7 separate regions of the Homo sapiens genome follow, and regions 1, 2, 3, 4, 5 and 6 are each linked to region 7. The links are chromatin loops, found by intact Hi-C in ENCODE. Cell type or tissue: CD4-positive, alpha-beta T cell. All regions are shown on one strand. Region 1 has its middle 49 kb from the start of TESPA1. Region 2 has its middle 54 kb from the start of DCD. Region 3 has its middle 100 kb from the start of DCD. Region 4 overlaps LOC107984515 (a long non-coding RNA gene). Region 5 overlaps TESPA1 (thymocyte expressed, positive selection associated 1). Region 6 has its middle 53 kb from the start of OR9K2. Region 7 holds the start of MUCL1 (mucin like 1).

Evidence for each region. Hi-C counts contacts between places; a loop is a spot of excess contacts. Peaks named below come from ENCODE experiments on the same cell type or tissue, not always from the same donor. Only the 100,000 strongest peaks of a DNase experiment are listed, where the experiment ranks them.
Region 1: a loop joins it to region 7, with 3 times the contacts of the local background. A loop is called at or near these places in 13 of 110 quality-filtered maps.
Region 2: it touches region 7 in a loop (15-fold over the local background); 10 of 110 quality-filtered maps call a loop at or near these places.
Region 3: a loop joins it to region 7, with 2.6 times the contacts of the local background. A loop is called at or near these places in 20 of 110 quality-filtered maps.
Region 4: a loop joins it to region 7, with 5 times the contacts of the local background. A loop is called at or near these places in 8 of 110 quality-filtered maps.
Region 5: it touches region 7 in a loop (9-fold over the local background); 59 of 110 quality-filtered maps call a loop at or near these places.
Region 6: it touches region 7 in a loop (5-fold over the local background); 24 of 110 quality-filtered maps call a loop at or near these places.

The regions. Positions count from the first base shown.
Region 1 is chr12:54,933,439-54,937,438 of GRCh38, forward strand. It overlaps the pseudogene LOC105369778. Among named protein-coding and RNA genes, the nearest start is that of TESPA1, 49 kb to the right of the region's middle. RefSeq lists an enhancer at 1,553-2,752. In CD4-positive, alpha-beta T cell, CTCF peaks have their summits at 2,107 and 2,315; a DNase peak (open chromatin) is centred at 2,033; H3K27ac peaks cover 1,369 bases.
Region 2 is chr12:54,700,121-54,704,120 of GRCh38, forward strand. No RefSeq gene overlaps it. Among named protein-coding and RNA genes, the nearest start is that of DCD, 54 kb to the left of the region's middle. In CD4-positive, alpha-beta T cell, a CTCF peak has its summit at 2,300 (motif pointing right); a DNase peak (open chromatin) is centred at 2,281.
Region 3 is chr12:54,747,013-54,751,012 of GRCh38, forward strand. No RefSeq gene overlaps it. Among named protein-coding and RNA genes, the nearest start is that of DCD, 100 kb to the left of the region's middle. In CD4-positive, alpha-beta T cell, CTCF peaks have their summits at 2,374 (motif pointing right) and 2,576; a DNase peak (open chromatin) is centred at 2,379.
Region 4 is chr12:54,991,660-54,995,659 of GRCh38, forward strand. All of the region lies in intron 1 of LOC107984515 (a long non-coding RNA gene), which reads left to right. Among named protein-coding and RNA genes, the nearest start is that of TESPA1, 8.9 kb to the left of the region's middle. RefSeq lists an enhancer at 404-453. In CD4-positive, alpha-beta T cell, CTCF peaks have their summits at 1,751 (motif pointing right) and 1,955; DNase peaks (open chromatin) are centred at 492 and 1,712; H3K4me3 peaks cover 535 bases; H3K27ac peaks cover 812 bases.
Region 5 is chr12:54,956,354-54,960,353 of GRCh38, forward strand. The region is part of intron 10 of TESPA1 (thymocyte expressed, positive selection associated 1); the gene reads right to left. Among named protein-coding and RNA genes, the nearest start is that of TESPA1, 26 kb to the right of the region's middle. RefSeq lists an enhancer at 2,968-3,017. In CD4-positive, alpha-beta T cell, CTCF peaks have their summits at 1,895 (motif pointing left) and 2,094; a DNase peak (open chromatin) is centred at 1,898; H3K27ac peaks cover 1,345 bases.
Region 6 is chr12:55,071,325-55,075,324 of GRCh38, forward strand. No RefSeq gene overlaps it. Among named protein-coding and RNA genes, the nearest start is that of OR9K2, 53 kb to the right of the region's middle. In CD4-positive, alpha-beta T cell, CTCF peaks have their summits at 979 (motif pointing left), 1,970 (motif pointing left) and 2,184; DNase peaks (open chromatin) are centred at 957 and 1,907.
Region 7 is chr12:54,852,174-54,856,173 of GRCh38, forward strand. MUCL1 (mucin like 1) reads left to right here and starts at 2,343. Exons shown (of 4, transcript NM_058173.3): 1 at 2,343-2,467; 2 at 2,943-2,984. The coding sequence starts at 2,410. RefSeq lists an enhancer at 542-711. In CD4-positive, alpha-beta T cell, a CTCF peak has its summit at 1,963; a DNase peak (open chromatin) is centred at 1,928.

The DNA of each region.
Region 1 (4,000 bases), 81 kb after region 7:
TTCCTGGCATTGCTGTGGCATTTGTAAACTGTCATGATGCTGTTAGGAGTATCTTTTAGCATGCTAATACATTATAATTAGTGTATAATGAGCAATGAGAATGACTAGAGGTCACTTTCATTGCTATCTTGGATTTGTTGGGTTTTGGCTGGCTTCTTTACCACATCCTGTTTTATCAGTGAGGTCTTTGTGACCTTTATCTTGTGCCAGCCTTCTTTCTCATCCTGTGACTAAGAATGTAGCCCAGCAGGTCTAAGCCTAATTTTACCCATCCCCTATTCAAGATGGAGTCACCTGGTTTGAATACCTCTGGCACTAACTTAGTCATTAAAGAGAATTTTTAAGACAAAATCTCAACTTAGCTGTTATCCAGGAATGAGGCTCAGGCTAAAGACTGCTCTCTACCATTGTAAAAGCAGGAAAAGTCACCTTCCTTTCCAGAAGCAAGCAGAACTCCAGAATGGAATTGTAATAGCAAAATAAACCTTAGATCTCACTCCAATTTTGGGAGATCAAGGCTTCACTGGAGAGGATGAAGCTCCCAGACCTCAGCAAGTTGTCCTATTGGTTTGAGCAATAAAAATAGCCCAAGTTAGTATCAGGCACCGTTAGGAGTTTTGCCACAGGTCAAGGGCCACCTCCACTCAGAATTTCATCATGGTTGCCAATTTGTAAACCTAAAACAGTGTCTCTATTAATTTAAAGGTTCATTTTGTCAAGGTTGAGGTTGTCCCTAGGAAGAAGAGACACAAGCCACGGTAGGATCTGTGGCCCACAATTTTTCCAAAGAGGATTTTGAGGGCTTCAATATTTAAAGTGGAAAAAGTGGGTGGGTGGGGAAAGGAGGAAGGAAAAAAAAGGGAGAATATGGTCACATTCTTGTGAGGCTTGGGTTAGCTATCACTGAATCTACCTGTTACATGTGAAAAGGAAAAGATAGAGGAATAGCCAATTATATATTTGTCTTGCACTTCATAAATCTGTACTTTGCTTAAGTTAAAGTAAACAAAGAGGAGAAGTCAAATATGCATTCATCTCAGGGTGGACAGGGGGACAATTTTTAGTTTCCTTTTGTTCCATACCTGTAAAGATAAGCTGTTAATTTACATTGTCACGGTGAGGGAGGCCCCTTGAGTAGATATATGTCCTCCTGTCTCATAACTATCTGTTTAGGAACAAAAGTAAAGTCAGCATTTTACATGACTCAGTTTCAAAGCTTTATTTTTCCCTTTGGTATAGTGAGTTGGAGTCCTGAGATTTTATTTCCCTTTCACAGGGGTACAGACACATTGAGGATGAAGAGGTTTCAACCATTTTTCTTCTAAGAAGAAAGTATAATAGACTCTTGGGTAGGACCTCAAAAATTGATCATCAGGAATTAATCATCCCTTTCCACTCCCAATAATTCTACCTTTCTACAAGCATAGTTGATTTTTAATCACATTTTTTTTTGAGACAGAATTTTGCTCTTGTTGCCCAGGCTGGAGTGCAATGGCACAATCTCAGCTCACTGCAACCTCCACCTCCCGGGTTCAAGCAATTCTCCTGCCTCAGCCTCCTGAGTAGCTGGGATTACAGGCACCCGCCACCACACCTGGCTAATTTTTTGTATTTTTAGTAGAGACGTGGTTTCACCATGTTGGCCAGGCTGGTCTCAAACTCCTGACCTCAGGTCATCCATCCGTCTCAGCCTCCCGAAATGCTGGGATTACAGGAATGAGCCACCACGCCCGGCCCACATTTCTTAATTGCCATGAATTCTTAAAGGTTTTTCTGAACTCACAGCCCTTTCAATTTTATGGAAAATTTTTGTTTGCAAGGATTTCCAAAGCAGAAGTTTTTAGCACTTGCTCAGTAATCGTCATGTGCTTCCTTATTATTACTGACAGTTAGTTCCCTCTTGGGTCCTTTCTTAACTTTGTTATACTGAAATCTTAGCTCTTTCTCTCCTCCAATTCTTTGGCAGGAAGAACATCCGTTCTCTGTTCTTTGCAGGTAACAACGTGGCTTAGACATGTAAGCAATGACTCAGTTCCTACTCAGTCTGCTCTTTCTTCAGCTGAGTCATCCTGACACCCACTGGACAAACTGAAATAGTCTTAGTCTTTTTTGTGTTGCTATAATAGAATACGTGAGGCTGAGTAATTTATAAAGAACAGAGGTCTTTTACCTCACAATTCTGATGGCTAGAAAGTTTGAGATTGGGCAGCTGTATCTGGTGAGGGCCTCAGGCTGCTTGCAGTCATGGTGGAAAGTAGAAAGGCAGGTCATGCAAACATATCACATGGTGAGACAGGAAGCAAGAGAGAGAAACCAAGGAAGTCAGGCTCTTTTTAACAAACCACTCTCCTACGAACTAATCTATTCCTATGAGAACAAGAGAGAACAAGAACTTGCCCCCACAAGAGAACATTAATCTATTCAGGAGGGATCTTCCCTTATAACCCCAAAACCTCCAACTAGGCCCCACCTCCCAACACTACCACACTGGGGATACAATTCCAACATGAGTTTCAGAGGGAAGAAACTCAAATCTATGGCACAGCCCAATGCATTTTTAAGGCATTTTTAGTAACAAATAAACTTAGAAAAAAAAAAATCTCAACCGTCTCTTTGCAACTGGGCAGGTTCACTTCCTTCTGAAGAACTAGACTCCTCAAGGACAGGAAATGGGCCCAGGCTTCCCTCATACTGTTCCATCGGGTAGCTTCTAAGGCTCTACTTTCAAATTGCTTACCTTGTTTCTTTGGGCATACCTATGAATAGAAGGGCCCAGTGCCTGCATTCTAGTAGTGATATACATTGAGAAACACATTGTATTCAAATGGATAACTTGAGATCTATTTCTGTTGTAGGAACTAACATAGAATTCATTTCAGTGTATAAGAAAGCCTTTAGATCTAACTTGAATCATTCTGGTTGTTTTTAAGCTCATTGAATGTAAAAGTATTTCTTATAATTCATTTGGGGGAGGATAATGCAAGGTAGAAAGAAACCACATGGAAAAATACCTCATGACTAAATCAAAGATTCAAACAATTAATATTGGTAAATCTGAGGTAATCTAGTTTAATATCCTTAGTCTTCATTCGTTCATGTATTTAGTCACAGAGCAACTCAGGCATAAAGCACTATTCTAGCCCTTGAGGATAATAGTGGACAAAAAGGACAAAAATACCTTCCCTCATGAGCTTACATTCTACTAAGGAGAAAGAGACAATGAACACATTAAATAAGTAAACATAAAATGTGAAATAGGATAAGTTCTATGGAGAAAAATTATGGCAGGAAAGGGGTAAATAGAAGATGTGGGCTGGTGCAGGTGGAATTGGAAGTGGATGAGAACACTGAGGCTGAAAGATGGAGAGAGACTTGTCCAGGGTCAGGCAGCAGGTTGGAGCCATGATGAGACAAGAATCAAGGTTTCTTTACCTTCAGTCCTGTGTACATTTCTCTACTCCTCCTGCATGTGCGAAGATCAGAAGGCACCCTTACGCAGATCACTGCATCCTGACTCACCCTGTTGAAAGTCAACAGGTTAAAATGCAGAACAATGTATTTTTTTCTTAAAATGTTGATACAATAACTGGTAAGTTTAGGGAGTGGTGGAATATGAAAAGGGAGTAACTGTGCCTTAAACTGCGACTTGTAAAAAAAATATAATTCCCTGGTATACATTTGACTTGGTTTAGAAAGCACTCTCTTATTCTTTTGTCTGATCTTCACAACAATAACTTGAGAGGAAAGCAAGCTTTATATTATTATCCCCATTTTAACAAATGAGGAAACTCTCAGGGTGCTCTTGAGCTGTCTCTGAATCTAACTAGAGCCAAATACCTGAGAATCTGGCTAACTTGAAGAGCTAACTTGAAATAAACACCCAATCCCTAGATTTTAGCAACTCTGGAGACCTTGTTAAAAATTTAGACAAATTAGATTTAAAAGAATTTATTTGAGCAAGGAATGATTCATGAATCAGTCAGCACTAATGTGATGGTTA
Region 2 (4,000 bases), 150 kb before region 7:
GGAGAGAGCAGTGAGGAAACACGGAAACGCTAGAATCAGGACACCCACTCAGAGTGACATTGAGGCCTTTTCTCACCTGATTAAAACTTCTTTTAGCCTCATTTCCCAACCCTATTCCCTCCATCCACTGCTTTCATTCAAGGCACATCCAACTGTTCCTGAACATTCCAAGATGTTCCCATCTCCTTGCCTTTATTTATCCTACTCCCTGTGTCTGGAATGCTCTTCCCACCCTTCTCTCTTGTCAAAAGGCTCTCTGTTCTTAAGGCCTTGCATAGAAGACATCTCCTGTGTGGATTCTCCACGCCTCCCAGGCCTGAGTTAATTATTTCCTTTCCTTTCTCTTGTCAAAATGCTATCTGTTCTTAAGGCCTTGCATAAAAGACATCTCCTGTGTGGATTCTCCACGCCTCCTAGGCTTGAGTTAATTATTTCCTTTTGACACTCATGCACTCTTCAGTGCAGCACTGAGCTCTGCAATTGGCTTGTGTGTGTGTATGTGTGTGTGTTTGCATGTGTGTTGACCTGTGTTGTAGACACTGTGCTCCTTGAGGGCAAGAATATTTGTGTACAATTCTGGCATGTAGTAGGTGTTGAACAAATATGTCTTGAAATGAAAATAATTTTTGCTCAACGATGTCCTGAGGGGATATAGAAATATGCAGGAAGTAGAGGGGCTTGGAGCTGTAGAGGAATCTCAGAAGGGCCGGTTGATGTTGGAGGAATAGAAGAGCTCATTGGTGGTAATGCAGAGAGGGAGGGACATCTTGTATATGTGAAATTATTGAAAGTTAAATGATACAATTCTTGTTCTTGAGGTTATTTGCGCACTTTTAGGCTGGTAATTGAGATAAGGCCTGTGTGTGTGTGTGTGTGTGTGTATGTGCATATGTATGTCTGCAAATGAGAGAGAGAGAGAGAAACACACACACACACAGAGAGAAGACTATCAGGAAAGGATAGGGGAAGACCATGAGTTGAAGTATGTAGCCTTTCTTCAAGCCAATACTGGCTATGACTAATGTGGTAGGCAGAAAAATGCTCCCCCCACTCCAAGATGTCCACATCCTAATCCCGAGAACCTGTGATTATGTTATGTTACATAGCAAGGGGGAATTAAAGTTGCACATGGGATTCAGTTTGCTAATCTAACTGACATTGAGATAGGGGATTATCCAGGATTATGTGGGTAATCACAAAGGTCCTTCTGAGTAAGAGAGGGAGGCAGAGGGTCAGAGTCAGAGAAGGAGATGGGAAGCATAGTCTAGAGTGATGTGATGTGATTGCCAGCTTTGAAGAAGGAAGCGGGGCCATGAGCTAAGGAAAAGGCAAGGAAATGGATTCTCCTCCAGAGCCTGGAGAAGGAATACAGCTCTGCTGATGCCTTGATTTTAGCTCTGTGAGACCCATTTCAGACATCTGATCTTTAGAATGGGGAGGTCTGTGTTGTTTTATTAAGCTGCTAAGTTAGCGGTAATTTGCTAAGCAGCAATAGGAAATGTACAGGGAGGCAGATCTTTTTGGCAGGCTATTTTGTCCAGCAGCATCTCCCTCAGTGAGATTCTCCTCCCAGGGCAAAGCCCTAAGCAGCTCTAAGTTTTGAGCTAATATGGGAGGGCAATTCTGTGACAGCCCCTCATGTGCCCGGCTGGCTCATGGTAAAGACGGTGGGAAAGGAGAGCATATTAACAGGAATAGAGTGCAGCATCTACGTAAGTGCTTAGGACTTGATGAAGACTCATACATGAGGACAGAGTGCTACCATGTATCTAATTCCCTTTCCCTGGGTGCATTTCTTGGTGTGACTTGGAGTCACTGGGTGATCCAGGAAGAGATCTTTTTGAACCTCAAAGTCCTCATTTGTAAATAAAGGGGCTGAATCAGATTTTTCTCAGGCCACTGGCAGCTCAGACCCTAGCTTTGCCCTTCACTCACTCAGTGTCGCCTTTACCCCACCCACCCTTTTATTATCTTGCCTATGACATACTGATGCCATGGGGCCCAGAGACTTCTCTCTGGGGTGTGTGCCCTGCACAGACACCTTTCCTCAAACCCCTGGCTCCTCATTATCCTGGGAGAAAATCTTTGTACAGAATAATTGTCACAAACTATGTGTTTTTACCATATTCCCCAGATTCCAAAAGATGGTACTTCTGATGCAGAGGCTGCTTGCTGCTGGGGTGGAAGAGGGGAAGTACTATATGGAGAGACCTCTCCAGCTTTTTCAGTGTTGATTTTTGCTGTAAATAATTGGTCCTAGCTTATACAGAACAGCAGAGGGTGCTGTTGGACAACTAAATTTTGAGATGTTAGCTGAATGCCTGTGTGAATTTCATTTTTGATGATTCTGTGACAGGTATTTAAAACTGATTACAATTAATCTAGTTTGTGAAATAATTCAAATAAATACACAAGAATATAATAATATATTGAATACCCATGTGACGAACCTACTACTAGATCAAATTTTAATTGTGTATTTAACATTTTTAAAAAAGAAACAGCACAGTATTAATTTACCCTAGAATCCTCTCTTTCCACTCAGAACTACCCACTTTCATTAGTGTTTAATCTCGCCTTTCATGCTTTTAGTTTTTGTTACGTAACCATGTATCCATTAGTTATAATGGATACATTATAGTATCCATTATAACTATATATATAATAGTTATATATATATACTATATATATATAATATATAATCCCATATATATTATACGGGATTGCTTTGCAGATTTAAAATTTTATATAAATGGTCTCACACTTTCATTTTCTTCTGAAACTTGTTTCCCTCCCCGCTACTCTACAGTATACTTCTGAGCTTTATTTTTGGTGCTAAGTGTATCTCTAGTTCATTTATTTAAACTTCTGTGCAATATTCTGTTGTATGAACATAGCTGACTTATCTATTCCTCAGTTGACAAATTTTTGGTTTTCTATTTCTTTCTCTTATTAAAAATACAGGCTGGGCACAGTGCCTCACGTTTGTAATCCCAGCACTTTGGGAGGGTATCGCTTGAGGCCTGGAGTTCTAGTCCAGCCTGGACAACATAGTGAGACCCCCATCTTTACTAAAAATAATAATAAAAAAAAATAGCTGGGAGTGGTGGTGCATGCCTGTGGTCCCAGCTACTTGGGAGACTGAGGTGGGAGGTTCGCTTAAGCCCAGGAAGTCAAGGTTACAGTGAACTGTGTTTGTGCCACTGCACTCCAGCCTGGGCAACAGAGAGAGACCCTGTCTCAAAAAAAAAAAAAAACCAAAAAAACCAGCAAGAATGTTTTTGTTCTTACCTGTTGTGTACATAAGATAGAGTTGTGGGACTGTGTGATATGAACATCTTCAACTTTAGTACACATTGCCAAGTTGTTCTCCAAATGATTGGGCCAAATGCTCAGCAGCGGTGGTGTACAAAATGTATTTGATTTTTCCCATTTGCTCCAACACTTGCTATAATCAGACAAAAATTTTGCAAATACAATAAATATGAAAATGGTTTCTCCATGTTTTAACTTGCATTCCTCTAATTTTCAGTGAGATTGAGCTTCTTTTCATAGGCCTATTGTCATTAGCATTTATTCTTTGAATTTCATTTTACTCTTTTTTGCTCATTTTTCTATTCTCACTTGACTTTGCTTTAATTTATTAGGTTATTAAAGTTTTCTATAATATTCTGACTACTATTCCTTAGGTATATGAGTTGAAAGTATCTTCTATGTCTGTTTCTTGTCTCTTAGATTTATTTATGGTGACAGTTTTGGTTAGTTTTAAGTTTTAACGCAGTCATATTCATCAGAATGTATCTGTATAATTTGGGCTTTTTGAGCCTTGTTTAGGGCTTCTCTACCCCTATATGTTATAGAAATATTATTGTATATATTTCTAAAGGTTTAAACATTTTATTTTTCACATTTAAGGCTTTAATCTACCTGGATTAAAGTAGGCATATAGTTTTATTTTATTTTATTTTTTAAAATTTTACTTTAAGTTCTGGGGTACATG
Region 3 (4,000 bases), 110 kb before region 7:
AGGTGGGCAGATCACTTGAGGTCAGGAGTTCAAGACCAGCCTGGCCAACATAGTGAAACCCAGTCTCTACTAAAAATACAAAAATTAGCTGGGCATGGTGGCACGTGCCTGTAATCCTAGCTACTTGGGAGGTTGAGGTGGAAGAATTGCTTGAACCCAGGGGGCAGAAGTTGCAGTGAGCCAAGATTGTGCCACTGCATCCCAGCCTGGGGGACAGAGTGAGACCTTGACTCAAAACAAACAAACAAACAAACAAACAACAACAACAAAAAACAAAAACAGCATGGTATTGGTAAAAAACAGGCCCATAGGCCATGCGAACAGAATAGAGAACACAGAAATAAAGCCAAATACTTACAGCCAACTGATCTTTGACAAAGCAAACAAAAGCATAAAGTGGGGAAAGGACACTCAATTCAATAAATGGTGCTGGGATAATTAGCAAACCACATGTAGAATGATCCTCATCTCTCACCTTGTACAAAAATCAACTCAAGATGGATCAAAGACTTGAATCTAAGACCTGATACCATAAAAATTCTAGAAGATAATGTAGGAAAAGGTCTTCTAGACATTGGCTTAGGCAAAGAGTTCATGACCAACAACCCAAAAGCAAATGCAACAAAAACAAAGATAAAGAGATGGGACTTAATTAAAACAAAAAACTTCTGCACAGCAAAACAAATAATCAGCAAACAGACAACCCACAGAGTGGGAGAAAATATTCGCAAACTATGCATCCAACAAAGAACTAATATCCAGAATCTGCAAGTAACTCAAAGTCAGAATGAAAAAAACAAATAATCCCATCAAAAAGTAGGCTCAGGACATGAACAGACAATTCTCAAAAGAAGATATGCAAATGGCCAAGAAACATATAAAAAAATGCCCAACATCACTAATGATCAGGGAAATTCAAATTAAAACCACAGTGTGATACTACAGTCTTGTAAGAATGGCCATAACTGAAAAATAAAAAAAATTATAGGCGTGGATGTGGTGAAAAAGGAGTACTTTTTCACTGCTGCTGGGAATGCAAAATAGTACAACCACTGTGGAAAAGAGTATGGAGATTCCTTAAAGAACTAAAAGTAGAACTACCATTTGATCCGGCAATCCCACTGCTGGGTATCTGCCCAGAGGAAATAAGCCATTATATGAAAAAGATACTTGCACATGCATGTTTATAGCAGTACGATTTGCAATTGCAAAAATATGAAACCAGCCTAAATGCCCACCAATGAACGAGTGGATGAAGAAAATGTGATATTTTATATATATATTATATAATATATATAATTCCATGGAATACATATATGAATTCTACTCAGCCATTAAAAGGAATGAAATAATGGCATTCACAGCAACCTGGCTGGAGTTGGAGACCATTATTCTAAGTGAAGTAACTCAGAAATGGAAAACCAAACATTGTGTGTTCTCACTGATATGTGGGAGCTAAGCTATGAGGACGCAAAGGCATAAAAATAATATAATGGACTCTGGGGACTTGGGGGAAGGGTGGGGGGGCGTGAGAGATAAAAGTCTACACATTGGGTGTAGTGTACACTGCTCGGGTGACAGGTGCACCAAAATCTCACCACTAAAGAACTTATCCATGTAACCAAACACCACCTGTTCCCCAAACTGTTGAAATAATAATTAAAAAAAGAAACTAAATTAGTGTTACTCACAAGTAGAGGCCTGTTAATATCCCAATTTTCTATATAGCATCCTGGGATCTGACCAATCATAAACTCGTAGCATATTCCTCTTTTCTGGGCAAGAGTGATGGTGAGGGGGATTGGGACTCTTAACCTTTATTTTTTCTCCTGTTATCCCATGTGTTTAACAAACTTATGGTCAGCTTCTTGGAAGAATAATAGTTAAAATTTATTGATCACTTACAATATGCCAGGCACTATTCTAAACAATTTACATGTACAATTTAGCTTGATTCTCAAACTCATCTTTTGAATTAAGCATTATTATTACCTTTATTTTTTAGATGAGGAAAATGGGGCCAAGAGAAAGTTTCATAACTTGTCCAAGATCTTCTAGTTGTCAAGTTGGGATTCAAACTCAGGCAGCCTGGCTTAGAGCCTGCACTCTACCATTATTCTGATGGCAAAGATGGTAAAGTAGCTGATGCTGTGAAAAAATATTACACATACATTCACTTGAGACCAAACAATTGATTATACATGTTCTTTGATGTTTCCAGAGATGCTTACTTAATATATCCATGTAGAACTGAAATCAGTTAATTCGAACACAGTGCAATGGAGTTTATCTCTGCTGCTTGTTCATTCTTCCTGATTTTACTTTTGGATACAGCGTCTTAAGTTTCGTTACTGCACAGTTTTACAGTGACCTGCAGATGGCAGTATAGCCCAATTTAATGCAATGCCAGTAATAGAAAATGCCCTCTATTGAATGGTTTTGTTTTCCTCCCATTTTCATATCTCCATACAAAAGTTATGTCTCTAAATTGCATATTCTGCACCCTGATCCTACAGAGAAATTAGCTTTTAAGAATATTTCTTTTTTTCCCCAATTACAGCCACATGAATCCTTTCTGGGGAGGGTGGGTGTGGGTGGAATCTGGGTGGCTTCCTCTGCAGCTGCCTCAGACCCTGGGCACTGGTTACATTTTCAGTTTCAGCACCTACGTCAAAAGCTTATTTAGGGAAGGTGATGGATATATTAATCAGCTTGAGTTAATCTTTCTACAATCTATACATATATCAAAACAGCACACTGTACCCCATAGATATATACAATCATTATTTGTCGATTAAAAAAAGCTTATTGGTGAAACACATCCAACTATCGATGGAAATAAAGTGTTTCATTTTTCAAATAATTGCATCAAAAGCACTAATATCGTTACCCCACCCCAGGGATTTACTGAAGCCTCCTTGTTCTCCCTTTGGGTCTATAGATGAAGCTTAAAATTCTGACTTTCTCCCTTCCTGTGGTTCCGGGAATCCTGGCATCTTGATGCTACATTAGTGTTGGTGCTACCTATGGGCACTACCATGGTATCACATTCCTACAGCCTTACTCACCTGTTCTGCTCATTCTGTTTCTCTCTTGAAGGAACTCAAGGATATTTCCAGCATCATGTCATTTACAATTACTGCCATAGCTCCCAAGAAGGTTTTTATGCCAGAAAAATCAAAGAATATTCTGCCTTGGCCAAGCCATTTTTCTTCTAAGCAAGTGCTCCTTAGAAAGATAAATGTGCAAAAGAGTCAAGAAAAGCAAAGCAGCAAGGTTTTTTGGTTTGTGGTTAACAAACTCCTTTTAACAACTGCTTCCTCCCTACTTTCTTCTTCTTCTTCTTTTTTTTTTTTTTTCCGAGATGGAGTTTTGCTCTTGTTGCCTAGGCTAGAGTGCAATGGCACAACCTCCCTACTTTCTTTCCTTGACTGAGGTCTGTCTCTCTCTTGTAGATGCTCATATTTTTAAAACCTCTTAATGGGAGACTGCTCCTGATCCCACATTTCACATTCAAACAAAGGATCTTTTTTTTTCCACCTATACCAGCTTCCACCTTCCTCACTTTCAGACTTTCCTGGCACACGTGGACGCCTCCAGTACTTGCTCCATCATCTGCTGTATTTTAAGCCCTCGCATCCTCATCATCTAGTGTCCCTACTCCTATTTGTCTTTCCAGAGCTTTTCGACTACCTCTTTCTGGGAGGGCCCAAATCATGTTCTTCTTATTCTTTGTTTTACATTTTTACAACCTGTTATTTCACAACCTGTAGCCAGCTATTAAATAGTTATTGGATTAGATTGATTGAACTGCTTATTATCTTGCACGTGGTTCCTAAAGTAGAGATGTCTAGGAAACTGTGATACCAGTAATCCTTATGCACACCTTGGCTATATACTGCTACTGGTAGCTTAAAGGGAATACATTTCCAGATACTCAGTTTCCACATACTCTTTTCTAAAATTTGTTTGCCTGAGAACCAGCCTGTAACCAAGAAAT
Region 4 (4,000 bases), 140 kb after region 7:
GAAAGTGGGAGTGAAGGAGATTTAAATGACTTAAAGTGCTCCACAGCTACATATTATAATTTTCCCTATACTTACACTGAACCTGTCCCTTTTGACCTATGCGTTAAGGAGTGAGAAGTAAAAAATCCTGTCCTTTAGGCCTTACTCTGCTTCTTTTCTGGGTTTCAGAGTCCTTAAATGTAAAATGAGGAAGTAAAAATAAACTGTCTTTAGGGTTCTTCCCAGTGTAATGTTTTATATTTCTAATAATACTATCATTTAATGAGTGAATACTCTGCGAAAAATGACTAATATATCTTAACTTGAATCCTGAAAACAATCTCAAAAGTGGATATTGTGATCCATAGATGAATTAAGTAAGATTGTGTCTCTTTCTGACTTTTCCCACCCTGCAAACCTCTGTCTTCACAGATGAACCCCCAACCTGTTACACAGTCATACATCACTTAGTGACGGGGACATGCTCTGAGAAATGCGTCCTTGTGTGAACATCATAGAGTGCATTTACACAAACCCGGATGGTATAGCCTACTGCACGCCTTGGCTATATGATGCAATCTATTCCTCCTCGGCTTCAAATCTGGACAGCATGTTACTGTACTGAATGCTGTAGGCAATTGGAACACAGTGGGAAGTGTTTGTAGCTCTTAACACATCTTAACATAGAAACAGTACAATAAAAATATAGTATAAGAGATAAAAAATGGTACACCTGTATAGGACACTTACCATGAATGTGGCTTGTAGAACTCGAAGTTGCTCTGGGTGAGTGAGTGAGTGGGTGCAGGTGACCGTGAAGGCCTAGGACATTACTGTACATCACTGTAGACTCTATAAACACTGGACACTTAAGCTACACTAAACTTACTTAAAAATATTTTTCTCTCTTCATTAATAAATTAACCTTAACTTACTGTAATTTTTTTATTTTATACAATTTTAAATTTTTGACTTTTTTGTTAATAACACTTAGCTGAAAACACACATTGTACAGCTGTACAAAAATATTTTATTTATATCCTTATTTGATAAGCTTTTTTAATTTTTAAATTATTTTATTTTACTTTTTAAACTTTTTAAAAAAATTATGACACAAATACACACATTACTTTTGGCCCACACAGGGTCAAGATAATCAATATCACTGGCTTGCACCTCCACATCTTATCCCACTGGAAGGTCTTCAGGGGCATGGAGCTGTCATCTCCCTATGAGGACGATGCCTTCTGGAAGAGGTCCTGAAGGACCTGCCTAAGGCTGCTTTACAGTTCACTTTTTAAACAAGTAGAAGTAGTGCACTGTAAGACAACAATAAAAAGTATAGTGCAGTAAACACATAAACTACATAAACTATACATAACTATACATAAACTATACATAAAAGTATAGTGCAGTTTAGTATATGTATAGGTACAGAGCACTATACATAAAAGTATAATGCAGTAAATACATAAACTACATACAAAAACTGTTACTCCAGTAACAGTTGTTTATTATCATTATTAAATATGTACTATACGTAGATGTATGTACTCTACTTTTATATGACTGGCACGCAGTGTTTGTTTACACGAGCAATCAACACAAACATGCAAGTAAACGTGAGTAATGCATTGTGCTACCACATTACCATGGCTACGACGTCACTAGGTGATAGGAATTTTCCAGCTCCATTATAATCTTACGAGACTGTGGTATATGCGGTCCATCCTTGATCAGAATATTGTTATGCAGCTCAAGACTGTACTCCTAATGACCACCAGGTGGCAGCCTATACCCATTCTTTAATCTCACAGTTACATAGGTGGAAATCTCAGATTAGCCCACTGCCCAGGAGGTTGTCTAACCCAGACTGATGAATTAACCCAATTATGGAGTATCTGGACAACCCCTGTTTGTCTGATTTGTATCACAGGAGATTGAACGAATTTAGGAGCTGAATAAGCAATCGAAGATTTCTTCCTTTTATTTTTTTGGATTTCTTTTTCGTCTTTGGAGACAGGGTCTCCCCAGGGCCCAGGCTGGAGTGCAGTGGCACAGTGATGGCTCACTGCTGCTTCGACCTCCTGGGCTCCAAAGATCTTCCAACCTCAGCCTCTCGAGTAGCTGGGACTAGGCACCACCACCATGCCTGGCTAATTTTTTTGTAGAGACAGGATCTTACTTAGTTGCCCAGGCTGGTCTCAAACTCCTGGGCTCAAGCAATTCTCCCCCCTCAGCCTCCCAAAGTGCTGGGATTACAGGTATGAACTACCACCATGCCCGGCCAGATTGCTCATTTTAAATTAAACAGTTTTCAGGGTTGAATAGAATTTCAAAAGGTTAAGGAGTAAAAAGTAGTCTGTACTCACAGAGAGATTTGAGTGAGCATAAATACCAAGATGGAAAAGTATAGGGTATGTTTGGGAAAAATCAAGTAGCTCAGCATGGCTATACTGTGAGTTGTGTTATGAGAAAGAGTGAGTGGAACCTAAGATAATTAACCTAAATTAAGTTTAGATCTAAGAAATCTTGAATACCATATTTTGGGTTATGAAATTTGTTTTAACTTTAACAGTTTTCCTTTGAAATAGAGAACTTCTGTACACCTGTCACTCTGACTTAAAATTGTTAATATTTTGCTTTATTATAATGTATTTTTTCCCAACATTTTGAGAATCAGTTGTAGATATTATGCCCCTTTGCCTCTTAAAATTAAAGACAATAATTTTCATAACTATAGTATAATTATCAAAATTTTAAAAATAACATTGATACAATCATCTAGTTTACAGACTTTATTGTTTTCCAAATAATATGTAGGATCACACACTGCATATAGTTTTCATGTCTCTTTTGTCTCCTTAAATCTGAAATTCTTTCTCTACTTTTCTTTATCTTTCATGGAAATTGAATTTTTTTCCTTTCCAATTTTTGTTTTAGGTTCAGGGGTACATGTTACATGGGTAAATTGGGTGTTGCGGGGTTTGCTGTACACATTCTTTCATCACCCAGGTAATGAGCATAGTACCTAATGGGTAGTTTTCTGATCCTCACCCTCCTCCCACTCATTACCCTCAAGTAGACCCAAAGTTGCTTCCTGCTTTGTGTCCATGGTGTACTTGATGTTGATATTTTTAAAGAGTATAGTCCTTCTATTCTGTAGAGCATCTCTCAATTTGATTTGTCTGCAGTTCATGTGATTCAATCTGCGTTAGACAATTTTGTCAGGATTACTACATGTGATGATGTCTCCCCAGTGCATCACATCAGGAAGTATGTAGTATCAGTTTTCCTATTATTGGTAATATAATGTGGTATTCTTTTTTTCCACTGTAAATTTATAATTTTCCTTTTTAAATTAAAAAGTACTTTTAAATATTTTCAAACTATGTCAATATCCTATTCCTTATTAAGCTTTCAACTCTCACCTACTAGTTTTGGTATTTTATCTTCTTAAGAGTTGGGAGTCATCAAAAATATATTGAGCTGGATAGGATAAAATCAGAACCATGTTTAGAAATGTCACCCTAGAAACTGTGAGTGTGTGATTTTACTATCTTCAACTCTGACACATTGTAGACCTTCCTTTTTTTTTTTTTTTTTTTTTTGGTTTGTTTTATTTTTTGAGATGGAATCTCGCTCTGGCTCCTAGGCTAGAGTACAGTGGTGCGATCTCAGCTCACTGCAACCTGTGCTTCCTGGGTTCAAGCAAATCTCCTGCCTCAGCCTTCCGAGTAGCTGGGATTACAGGCGCCTGCCACCACACCCAACTAATTTTTGTATTTTTAGTAGAAACGGGGTCTCACCATGTTGGCCAGGCTGGTCTCGAACTCCTGACCTCAAGTGATCTGTCCGCCTCAGCCTCTCAAAGTGCTGGGATTACAGGTGTGAGCCACCGCACCCAGCCTAGGCCTTCCTTTTGTCTGGGACTCTGGTACCCAAGTTCTGACCTGCTCCAGGTAATCTTTTAACCTTGAGTCTAGCACATACGAATCTTGGTAGATTGGTGATGTCCTCC
Region 5 (4,000 bases), 100 kb after region 7:
ATATTGACCTGTGCTACCTCAGATCTGGTAAAAGAAACAAAAAGAACGACAAAAAAATAAAAACTTTCTCCTTGGCTCTGCCGCTTATAAGTGTGATAAAGGTCAAGTGGTTTAAATGTCAACACAGGAAACCAATAGAAAGGGCTGTGAATTTGACATTTTTGAGCATGGTGGAAATTATGAGGAAAGATGTGGGTCATCCTTTCTCAGGAACTTGGAGGAAGATTAAAACCTCTTTCCCAGCAGAGACTAAATGAGAAGGTGGCAAGTGAAGAAAGCTGTTGGCTGCGGGTCAAGGTCCTCTTTTAATAGAAAAGGTGCCTGTTTGACTTCATTTCGTGTTGCCATGACAATACCACAGATAACGGCAATTTTTAAAGAAAAGAAATTTATTTCTTACAATTCTGGAGGCTGGCAAATCCAAGGTCAAAAGCCTGCATCTGGTGAGGGCCTCCTTGTAGCATCATCCCATGGCGGAAGATGGAGGGGGAAGACAGCGTGAGAGGGCAAGAAAGCAAGACACAGCCAAACTTGGTTTTATAACAAGCTCACTTGAGATAACGAATCCTCTCCCACAATAGTGACATTAATCCATTTACGAGGACAGAGCCCTCATGACCTAGTCACCTCTCAAAGGTTTGACCTCTCAGCACTGCATGGGGGGTTAAGGTTCCAATATACCAACTTTGCGAGACTCATTCAAACCACAGCAGTGCCCTTGTGCTAATTACAGAAAGGCACTCACCCTATGTGAATGAATTAGAAAAAAATGGAGCTCGCTCTTAGAAGATGAAAGCCCTAGAGTTTTTGGATGGCAAGCTCAGTAGGGCTGGATTCTAATTCCCATTTGCCTACTCAGCTGGGTGTCTCTGGGCAATGCATGGGCTGCACAACGCTACACGGTGGCTGGCTGAGTGCTGCTACCACTTCCTATCCACTACTAACAAGTAGTAGTTAATACCTGGAACTTAAAACGACATTATAATGGAAGATCACTAATCTCCAGGAAATAATTACAGACTCTGAAAAAGGCAGAAGTGGGACTATTTCCCAGCAGAACTGAAAAAAATTATCCCACTTAGCTCTGCCTTTGATTGTGGTGAGTGAACTTCCCCCTTCCATATTTATCACACAGGCTTTAATATTGGCAGTACTGAGCTGTTGCTATAGCTCTCTCCGCTTCTTGAGATTTCTTAAAGGGTAATAGAGGAGTGGATTGAGAGAAATAGGTTATAGCTTTGTGAAAAGATGGTTAAACAAATGCACAGGACATTGGAAAAATTTGGGAACTACTGTGACCCCTTCCTCAGCCAAAGACTGCGTCAGGAAAGAAGAGATCTCTTATTCTTCTAGGTAATCATAGAAAAAAATCACAAAATATTTTCCTAACTTACTTGAGAGAAAAAGTGCATTTAATTTATAAAGTTATGCTATTTCATTGATGATCATAAACCATTTTTTGTAAGACTCATAATTATTTTACATTCCACTTAAGGAGGCAAAAAAAGACAACTAAATTGGCTGACACTATGAATTTTAAGGCACAACCTAATTTCAGAGATGTTAAAATGTGGAAAAATGTGTGCCTTAGAATCAATAAAATACAGCATTTTAAACCATTGCCTCTCCTGCTGTAATGAAGCCCCATCACTGGCAGAAAATGGAATCTAGTTAGGTACTTGAAATGTATGACTCCTAGCAATACTTTCTCCCTAGCAATTCAATTCTGATATTTTAAAATACTGACCTTTAGACAAAGTTGGGACAGGTTTGTGAGAGGAACTTGTGTTCTGGGCATTGCATTGCATAGATTGCCCAGGAATGTATAACCATATAAATCCTGCACACAGCCTGCTTTGTGGAACATCTTGGCATTTTTTTTCTTGTGCAAGGCTGACATCTGCTGGACAAACAACACTTAAGCAAAGTGTTGCATTTTAGAGTAAATTCAATTCTTGGCAAGAACCTACTTGTGGAGTATATACTACACATTTTCTGAGGAGAAGTTGCATGTAATTCTTATCTTTGTTTTTTTATAGGTAAGGTGTTTTTTCCTTCTGGCTTCTTTTATGATTTTTCCCTTTACTTGTGATTTTCTGTAGTTTAAAAATTATAAGCTTAGGTGTAGATTTTTGCGTTTTTTTGTGCGTGTGTTTATTCTTTTCGGTGTTCTCTGAGCTCTCTGGATCTGTGGTTTGGTATCTGACATTCATTTGGGGGAATTCTCAATTATTATTGTTTCAGATATTTCTTTTATTTCTTTCTCTCTTTCTTCTCCTTCTGGAATTTCCATTATGCATATGTTACACCTTTTGTAACTGTCCCACATTTCATGGATATTCTCTTATATTTTTTTCAGTCTTCTCTTAGCTTTTCAGTTTTGGTGGTTTTTATAGCTATAGTCTCAAGCTCAGAGATTCTTTCCTCAGCCATGTCCAGTCCACCAATAAGCCCATCAAAGGCATTCCTCATTTCTGTGACACCATTTTTTATCTCTAGCATTTTTTTTACTCTAAGGATTTCCATCTCTCTGTTCATTTGTTCTTGCGCACAGACTACTTTATCCATTAGAGCCCTTATCATTTTAGTTGTTTTAAATTTCCAGTTTGATAATCCTAACATCCCTGTCATATCTGAGACTGGTTTTAACGTTTTCTCTGTTTCTTCAACCTGTTTTTGCCTTTTACTATGTCTTTTTTTTACAACTGGACGCGATGTACTGAGTAAAAGAAATTGATGTAAATAGGCTTTTAGTAATGTGGTGGTAAGGTTTAGGGAGAAGGGAAGCGTTCCATGGTCTTATGGTTAGGTCTCAGTCTTCCAGTGAGACTGTGCCTCTGGATTGTGACTCTCACCTGTGCTTCTCATCCTCTCTGTCCCCTTTAATGGGACGGGATGGCTAGAGTAGGCAGGAGTTGGGTGTTTCCCTTCCTTCAGGTCGGTTAGTCTCTGATAAAACCTCATCCGGTTAGGTTTTTGGTATCTAGTTTCTCCCGAGGGAAGACTTTGTTAAGAGGAATAGAATGCTCTGCTGCATTTCAAAATGGTTCCTTTCTCCCGCCCCCTGCGGGAAACACTAGGGGATTTTTCTCCAGTATTTCCTGTGAGAACATGGTTGAGCTCCTAGAAGTAAGACTCCCAGAAACAAGGGGCCTCCCAATGACTGGGTCTCCCTAGAGTTTTTATTTCTCAGACTGGTCCATGCTGAGCATCCAGTAATTCCTCGGTTATTGTCCGGGTTCTCTACCGTGGTTCTGATTCCTGGGGGAGTTTATGCTTTGGGGTTTTTGCTCTAACAAGTCATAAATCTTTGCATTTGCCTATTTCTCTAATTTGAGGAGAAGTGGTTTGCCCTGTGACCCACTTCTCTGATGGGTCTAGAACGGTTACTAATTTTTCAGTCTGTTCAGGTTTTTACTTGTTGTTTGGGTGGAGTGGCCGCTTCTAGCTCCTAACATGCCAGACCAGCAACTGAAACCATCTGAAACTTCTTGAAGTGCATATGACATATTGATGCCTTCTGCTATTTACCTCTTTTGTGACTAAATACATACATATGATTCATATACCCTGAGATGTAGGTAGTAGGTAAGAGAGAAACAAGAGTGATTAGATTCCTAAAACCACAGAGAATTAGAATTAAAACAGTTAGAATTGTAAATATCTTTGTGTGTCTGAGCAAGTACCACTGAAATTTTGGAGTATTAACTAAGAAAACAATTAGACTAGAAAATGTAGAAAATGGTACCAAGATATCCAAAATAAAGGAATCTCTAAGCAAGATTTATTTACTTAATTCAATAAAGATTTTAATTTATACTATCTGGGGAAAATACCATTATCCCTTATGCCATTTTCTTTGTGGTTGTAGCAGATAGGTGGTTAAAACTACAGAAAGATTAATTTTCATTAGTTTAAATAATAAATTACTGGCCAAACTATTTAAAGGTATAAGAGATATCTCTGAAAAAATTAATACTGAAAAACTCATATCTGGAGG
Region 6 (4,000 bases), 220 kb after region 7:
GCTCCTTTATTGCAACATTAATTCATTCATTAGGACTGAGCCCTCATGACCTAAACACCTCCCATTTGGTGCCACCTCCCAACACTGTTACATTGATGATTAAGTTTCCAACACATGAGTTTGGAGTAGACAAAAACATTCAAACCATAGCAGAGCCTTACATTTAGTAGTCCTATATATGTTGGCTGAAGTGAAGTGAGAGATGGCAAGAGGTACAAAAAGGGATGGTCAGATGCATTTTGTTTTGTCTGGTCCATCATGTTGTACATCACACCACAAACCCCAGTTTCACATAAATGAGCTAGGGTGACCAACCATCCTGGTTGCCCACCTCAGAACTTTCCCTGTTTTAGAACTGAGAAACCTCTCAGGCCCAGGAAAACCAGAATATTTAGTTACCTGACTGGGTTCAGCTTTAATGAGAATCTGACTTTAAGGTCAAGTAAAAGGTTTATCTACTTCTATAGCCCAATATTACTTAAACGTGAGAGATATCCATTCCTTTTATCATCAAAATAAACAAATGAAGTTCAGCCAAAATACGAATAAGGCTCTTGATATCAGAATATCTCCTATTTTGTTGTGGGAAAGGGGGTAGGAAATGGGAAGATACTGAAAGGAGAGTGTTAGGTCAGGGAGAGCTGGAACTAGAAAAAGGTCTGGAGTGATGCAGGATTTTTCTCAGCCCCTTTGTCAGACTAATGACAGGGGTGCCCTGTTTACTTGGCCCACCACACTCAACCCTTTGTGAGAGAGAGCATGTGAGTAAGTGAGTGGGATCCAGCCAGCTGCTTTGGGCACCAGCAGGAGCAAGCTCAGTGTGGAGCCTGCAGTGGTGCCCAGGTGGGGGTGCCTGCCACCCCAAAACCCCAGAGGGCATGTTTGCAGTGCTCTCATAGCTCTGCCATCTGCAGACAGCAGTGTCTTAGCAGCTCGGTTGGCCCGTTGCCTCATTGTGTGGGGTGGCTGCCCTCTGCTGGCAAGGGCAAAGAGCCAATGTGGCAGCCTTTTTTGGGTACCTGCACTCAGTGGGTTCTGAGCTCTTGGATGCTGGACAAGAAGAATGAGGTTAGCCTTGAAGGATGGTGAAGGCGGAGAATTTTATTAAGTGATGGAAATTGTTCTCAGTGGACAGGGGAGCTGGACAGGGGATGGGACAAGCAGGTAGTCTTTCCCCCAAAGTCCGGCTGGCTCTTTCACGAAGTCCAGCCAGCTATTCCCTGAAGTCAAGCCACCTCAGTGAAGTCAAGCTGCCTCTCTTCTCTACTGACTGAGTCTGGGGTCTTTATAAGCACAGGATGGGAGTGGGGGCAGGCCATAGGTAGTTTTGGAAAAGGCCATGTTTGACTGGTAAAAAGACATTACTCAGAAAGAGCCAATTGGGAGAGAGTGGGCAAAGAGGAATGGAAGTTCTCACTTTGGGCTGCAGGTCTCAGGCCACTTTGGCATGAAGGTGGGTTTTCACCGGGGACCCGCCCCGTCTGCCTAGAATTTCTCTGCCTCCTGCCTCTATCAGGAGGACCTAAGCAAAAATTTTGCTCACTACTTAGTTTACATATTTTGTTATTCCACCGTATCATTTCTCTTAGAAATAACAGTCCCTAGAGGATCTGGGATAGAGAAAGGCCACAGTGAATGTTTATAATACTGTGAAGGAGCTGCCCTGGAAACTAAAAGATCAGGTTCTAATCCTGGTTCTGTCATGAACTATTTTTGACCTTTGATAAGTCGCCTACATTTTCAGAAATTCAGTTTCCTCTTTGGACTCTGAAGGAAAATGTGGGCTCAATTGATCAAAAGATCCTAGTTCTTTGTAGATCGAATACTTAGGATTTAATAGGAACATCCTCTCAGAAGCCCATCATGACTTTTCACCACTGACTAGGCCAAGTATTGATGGTGCTATCATGGGGATGTGCTGCCACCTTGCGGTAGTTTGAGTTGTCCGCATGCACTAGTTTACTAGGAAAATCTCTGATTTATTTTCCTACAATATGTTGTTATTTTCACCCAAAGGAACACATTCTTTTAAAATTTGGAATCCTTAGGATATCTTCATTTACTTAGATTTTTTTGTAGCAATATTTTGTAGTTTTAAATGTAGAAATATTAAACATCCTTGATAAAATTTATACCTTTATTTTGATATTATAAATGGTACTTTTAATATTAAAATAAATTTAATTTTACAATTTCTGTTGTTAGTATATAGTAATAAATTGATTTTTATATATTAATTTTGTATCCCAAGATTTTTTTAGATTTATCTTTCGGTTTTAGCAGTTTTTTGAGGGTGGTAAGGGGGCTAGATCCTTAGGATTTTCTATATGCAAAATTATGTAATTTTGAATAAGGAAATTTAAACTTCTTCTTGACCAATCTGTATGCCTTTATCTTCTTTTCACCATTGAATATGATGTCAAAAGGTTTTAGTAGACAACACTAATAGAATGCTTACTGTTGTTTCTGTAGTCTTATAAAAGTATGAAATACATTAATCTTATTTATTTATTTATTTATTTATTTATTTATTTATTTTTGAGATGGAGTCTTGCTCTGTCGCCCAGACTGGACTGCAGTGGCGTGATCTCAGTTCACTGCAACCTCCACCTCCTGGGTTCAAAAAATTCTCCTGTCTCAGCCTCCCAAGTAGCTGGGACTACAGGAGCATGCCACCACGCCTGGCTAATTTTGGTATTTTTAGTAGAGTCGGGGTTTCGCCGTATTGGGCAGGCTGGTCTCGAACTTCTGACCTCAGGTGATCCACCCACCCTGGCCTCCCAAAGTGCTGGTATTACAGGCATGAGCCACTGCGCCTGGCCACATTAATCTATTTAATCATCATAGTCCTCTGGGATATGTACTATCATTGTTCCTGCTTTAAAGATGACGAAATTAAAGTTTAAGGAGGTTAAATGTCTTACCTGAGGTCATCAATGACAGAGCTATCAAATGGAGGAGCTGGATTTTAAACTTATTCATTATGTTATTCTACTGCTTTATGCTTCTTCCAAGAATTCTTAAAAGTTACATTTATTGTGGTACAGTTTCTTAGGCTTTGTTTATCTGAGAATATTTTTATGATATCCTTACACTTACGTTATAAAATTTTAGATTCTAACTTCTTGACTCAATTCTTTCAGTGCAACCTTTAAGAAATCAAATGGCAACATCATTCTTCTTTTAAGATCATCTGCTGTTTATTTCTGAAGGGTTTTCCAGATCTCTCTGTATTGTAGATATTTCTAATTTTTTCTATAACATGTCACTGTATTTTCTCCTTAAGTGTCATGTTTAGTCTTCTGTGTTCCCTTTTTGTTTGAAATTGTTCACATATGTATGTTTTATGTATAATTCTTACAAATTTTCAATCAGCGTGGCTGTTCTTAAGCATGTTTCCATTCATGTTTGAGCTAGGGATAAAAATAATGAGATGGTGAGGGACTTCCTAAATTTAAAATAAACATCTATTCATCTAAAGATCATGGAATTCTATTTTTTTTCCCAATTGCTTTGATAAAAAGCAAACAACATGAAAAAGTTATTGGCAGGTTGAAAAGTCTAACAGAAAACATTTGCTTAAAGCTGGTCTTCGGCTCTTTGTTTCCACTTTTATGACGATTAGGAAGCACCTGGACTAAGCCGGCAAGGCACCATGCCAAATGGAGCAGAAACAAGTTGCTCAGAAATTCATTAAATTTACATCTTAATGAAAACTATTTTCTGCCTAGAAACAGTATGAATATAATAAATCCCAGTGGGGAGATTCTGGGTTTGTTGGATAGGACTGAAAATGAAGAAAGTTTTTGTGTTGTAGTTGCAATTGTTAAATGATGAAAGAGAAGTTCTAAGAGCACTAGTGATTGGGAGACTAGGAGACATGTTTTTTCTATATGTAGAGTTCCAATTCAAACCCCCTAAATGATTCATAGACTACTTGACATTGTCTATAAATCACTAACCAGTGACTTTTATTGGGTTTAACTCATCTTCTCCAACT
Region 7 (4,000 bases):
AGCAAAAAAGAGCCCACATTGCCAAGTCAATCCTAAGCCAAAAGAACAAAGCTGGAGGCATCACACTACCTGACTTCAAACTATACTACAAGGCTACAATAACCAAAACAGCATGGTACTGGTACCAAAACAGAGTTATAGACCAATGGAACAGAACAGAGCCCTCAGAAATAATGCCACACATCTACAACCATCTGATCTTTGAGAAACCTGACGAAAACAAGCAATGGGGAAAGGATTCCCTATTTAATAAATGGTGCTGGGAAATCTGGCTAGCCATATGTAGAAAGCTGAAACTGGATCCCTTCCTTACACCTTATACAAAAATTCATTCAAGATGAAAAACTACTCATATATCAAACTTTAGAAATTCTTTGTATCACACTTTTCCTGTTTAATCCACTGTGCAGTTTTGATCTCTTAAGGGGACCCTAACTGATACATATGTTTAATCTTTTTTTCTTAGCAAGCCAGTCATTGTCTTAAGTCTGTGTGGTGGGTCTCTGCCTCTGTGGAGGGACACAGTGGGCTCTCAATAAGTAACCGTCTCCTAGAAGACCCTTCAATTTGTGTCAGTGTTGTTGGGAGGCCTTACAAAGGTGACTGTAGGGCTTATTCCCTACGGGGTATAATCAGATAGTATCTGTCTTTTAAGTCTTCCTTCCTTCTTTATCTCTTTTAAATATTTCTCTTTCACTTTTCCTTCAGAATATGTGTTTTTTTCTTAGCGTTATTTATGCTAATCTCTCACCATATTATGACAACTCTGTGCCTCATGGAAGATATGAGTTTACCCAGGACAAGGACACTGACTTGTCTTTCCGAGGTTGAAGACCACTCCCTCAAGAATTTCCTCTGCCTTTCTTCATTCACCTGATGGGGACCTCTTAGCATGTTTTGGGGAGTAGACTGGTTGCTGTTATCAGACAGACTCTCCAATAAAAGGAGAAATAGATGTTCAGTGCTCTTCCAGATTACAGAGATCCTTCCAATGAGGGTATGACCCAAAAAGGCATACTTTGTATGAAGAAGAAGAACTTTAAAGCAAGGGAAATCTTTAAAATGTAGAGAATTCCCTATGATTCTGGGTATTCCAAATGTTCATCACCCCTCTTTGAGGCCTCAGTTGGGTCCAGCACTTGATTGTGCTGTAAATGTGGATTGTTTTCCTCCCTTGCTGTCTTTACTTAGCAGCTTGGCTCCATTATGACAAAGGGCAAGTAGATTGATGGAACTTGGGGCAGTGCTGGGCCCTACTCAACAACTGCAGAGAAGTCTGGATGACCATATTCTACATGCACTCACCATTGCTTTCCTTCAGACTGACCATTTCCTTTCCGTTGCATTATCCAAATATACCACGTTGTTGATTCCTCAGCTCCTTAAGAGTCTGTTCAAATATCACCTATTCAGTAATGCCTTTTTTGGTCACCTTATATAAAATTGCTCCCCATTTTCCATCTCTAAACTCTCCTTTCTTCTTTCCTGCCTTCTTTTTTTATTAGGCCTTATCACCTCACACATAATACATTGTGTTTTCTCTTTCTTTACTTTTTTAGTGTATGAATTCCTGCAAAACCATGTATTAAATAAAATTTTTGTGTGCTTTGTTCGCTGTTATTTTTCTAACATCTAGCATTGTGTCTGGCATACAATAATGCTCAATGAATGTTTTTTGAATGAAAAAATTGATTAAATGGATGCATGAATTAACAAATGTTAGTTTATTCTGTATACTTACTCCTTGATTTTGAATTTTTATACAATGGTTGCTAAATCCAGTAAGGTCATAGTTCGTTCTTTAGATCATTCAGTGTTGGACTCACTCTGCACCAGTGTCAGATGACCTAATTACATGTTCAGGAGGGAGGCCATGACTCGAAGAATGCACAGCCTGAGTTACACCGGATGGTCTTTGGATCAGGCTGCTCTACCCTGATTATTCCCCTAGGGGGAGACAGAGGTCTAAGCACTCTGTAAGTGTATGACTCCTAGAATCTATGAAAAGAGCACTGCAGATTTCAGGAAGGCTGGTTATGGGGCATCTCCAACCTGTCATAGGAGCTGGTAATTATGGAGACACTATACCCTACATGTAAGAGGATGCCTGGAAGAGAAGTTGCCTGGAGCATATTTAACATGAGAGACTCGAATTGAAACCTGTTTAGCCAGAACCAATGATTTGAATTCACAACCTTTCCAAAGGGCCCCTGGCTGTGTTGTTGATTCTCCAGTGGTTTGTGTCCCAACGTTTCCTGGCATTACCTAACCTGGATTCTGGTTGACAGCTCCTGATTGGTGCCCTCTGCATATATATTGTCAGGATGTGGAATCCTGAAGTCAGCGCCTTGCCTTCTCTTAGGCTTTGAAGCATTTTTGTCTGTGCTCCCTGATCTTCAGGTCACCACCATGAAGTTCTTAGCAGTCCTGGTACTCTTGGGAGTTTCCATCTTTCTGGTCTCTGCCCGTAAGTAAAGATTCTTACCTGAACATAAGTTTTGTGGGAATATACATAAAATATCTCCTCTAAAGATGTGGGCTTATGGTTGCTTAGAATGTGCTTTTTTACCTCTCCTAACTTGTTCTATCACCATTTTGACTGACCGTTCAAGATGGAGATGGTTATCCTTAGGCTCTTCTTAATTCAGTCAGATCTTACTTCAATAATACCTTGGAACCCAAGTTTATTGTTACTGTTAGTAAAATATGTTCAAGAAGGTAATCAGAGGTTTATTTCGGGAAAGGAAAAATGACCACATATTAGGTTTTTATTGGTTTTCATGGGTTTTATCTTATCTGTGCACTTGTTCTTCCTCAACTGGTACACCAAGGACTGAGGGTCTTCCATTGTAAAGTCTGGAATATTGTCCATATTCTCTCTTACCTCCATCCTCCAAACTGGTATTCAGCTAACATCTTAATTTTTCCTTCTTCTCTTTCAGAGAATCCGACAACAGCTGCTCCAGCTGACACGTATCCAGCTAGTGAGTCTGCACTTGAATGTCATCTCTTTCCAGCAATAACCATTTTTCACTTCCAGCCTCATGTCAAACAGCCAGTTTCCATGTGGATAGTCTTTGTTATAAGGAATCCTAAGCAAAAGTCTGTGAAAGCTATATTCCTGATTTTAAAATTCACCACAAACATAGTGAATCTGCTTATTTCTTATACATTCTTAGAATATATGAAATCTAGGCCATAGACTTATACAAATGTGGACTTATTATTCATTGTTTTCCAGCATAAGGCACAAGAGCATGAGGTCTGATGTTGTAGCCTGAGAATTTTTGAGAGATGCCTCTAATAAATGGAAGGACTGAATATATAGCCAGTGTCAAAAAGAGACCAGTGGGTCTCAGAATTTGAAGTGATATGAAAATAAGTCCATTTGGATCACAAGTGAGGGTGGTGTGTGGGATGTGGAGTGCAGGGGTCAGTTCTAAGCTTTACTCTTTGTAATGGTCTATATTCCTTATTCCCAGGCTGATGTTTGTTTCCCTTCTCTAACCTGAAAACGAAGGTGGTAGACCAAAGCCTTTAGTCATTCTTGGGCTTCTCCCAAAGTGTTCTTCACATTCTGTACTGTGTGTGTGTTGTGCCCATGCACAAGTTAAGGGGGTCTGTCTTTATCCTTCGCATCTTGGGAATTTGCATCCTTTGGTCACAAGGGCATTAGCTTTAGTCAGACCTCACATATATTTTTCCTGCCATGTGAGGCCCCATTTAAAAAATATTTTCTCTCTTAAATAAAGCCTGAGACAGCATGGATAGAGTGTGGGTTTGGAGGTGGAGCTACTTATTTGCTGAGGTGAGTCTAACTCACAAATGTGGGGCCTGACTCTTGATCCTTATCAATAGCTCTTGTGTAAGGTCTAGAGAGAGAGAGATAATTTTCAAAACTCTTACCCAGTCCCCTTTGTACATATAGTAATTAATGGGGAATTTTTTTACTATCAGAAGTGTATTAATTTCTCCTGTTATATCTAATGTGGCTCTCACA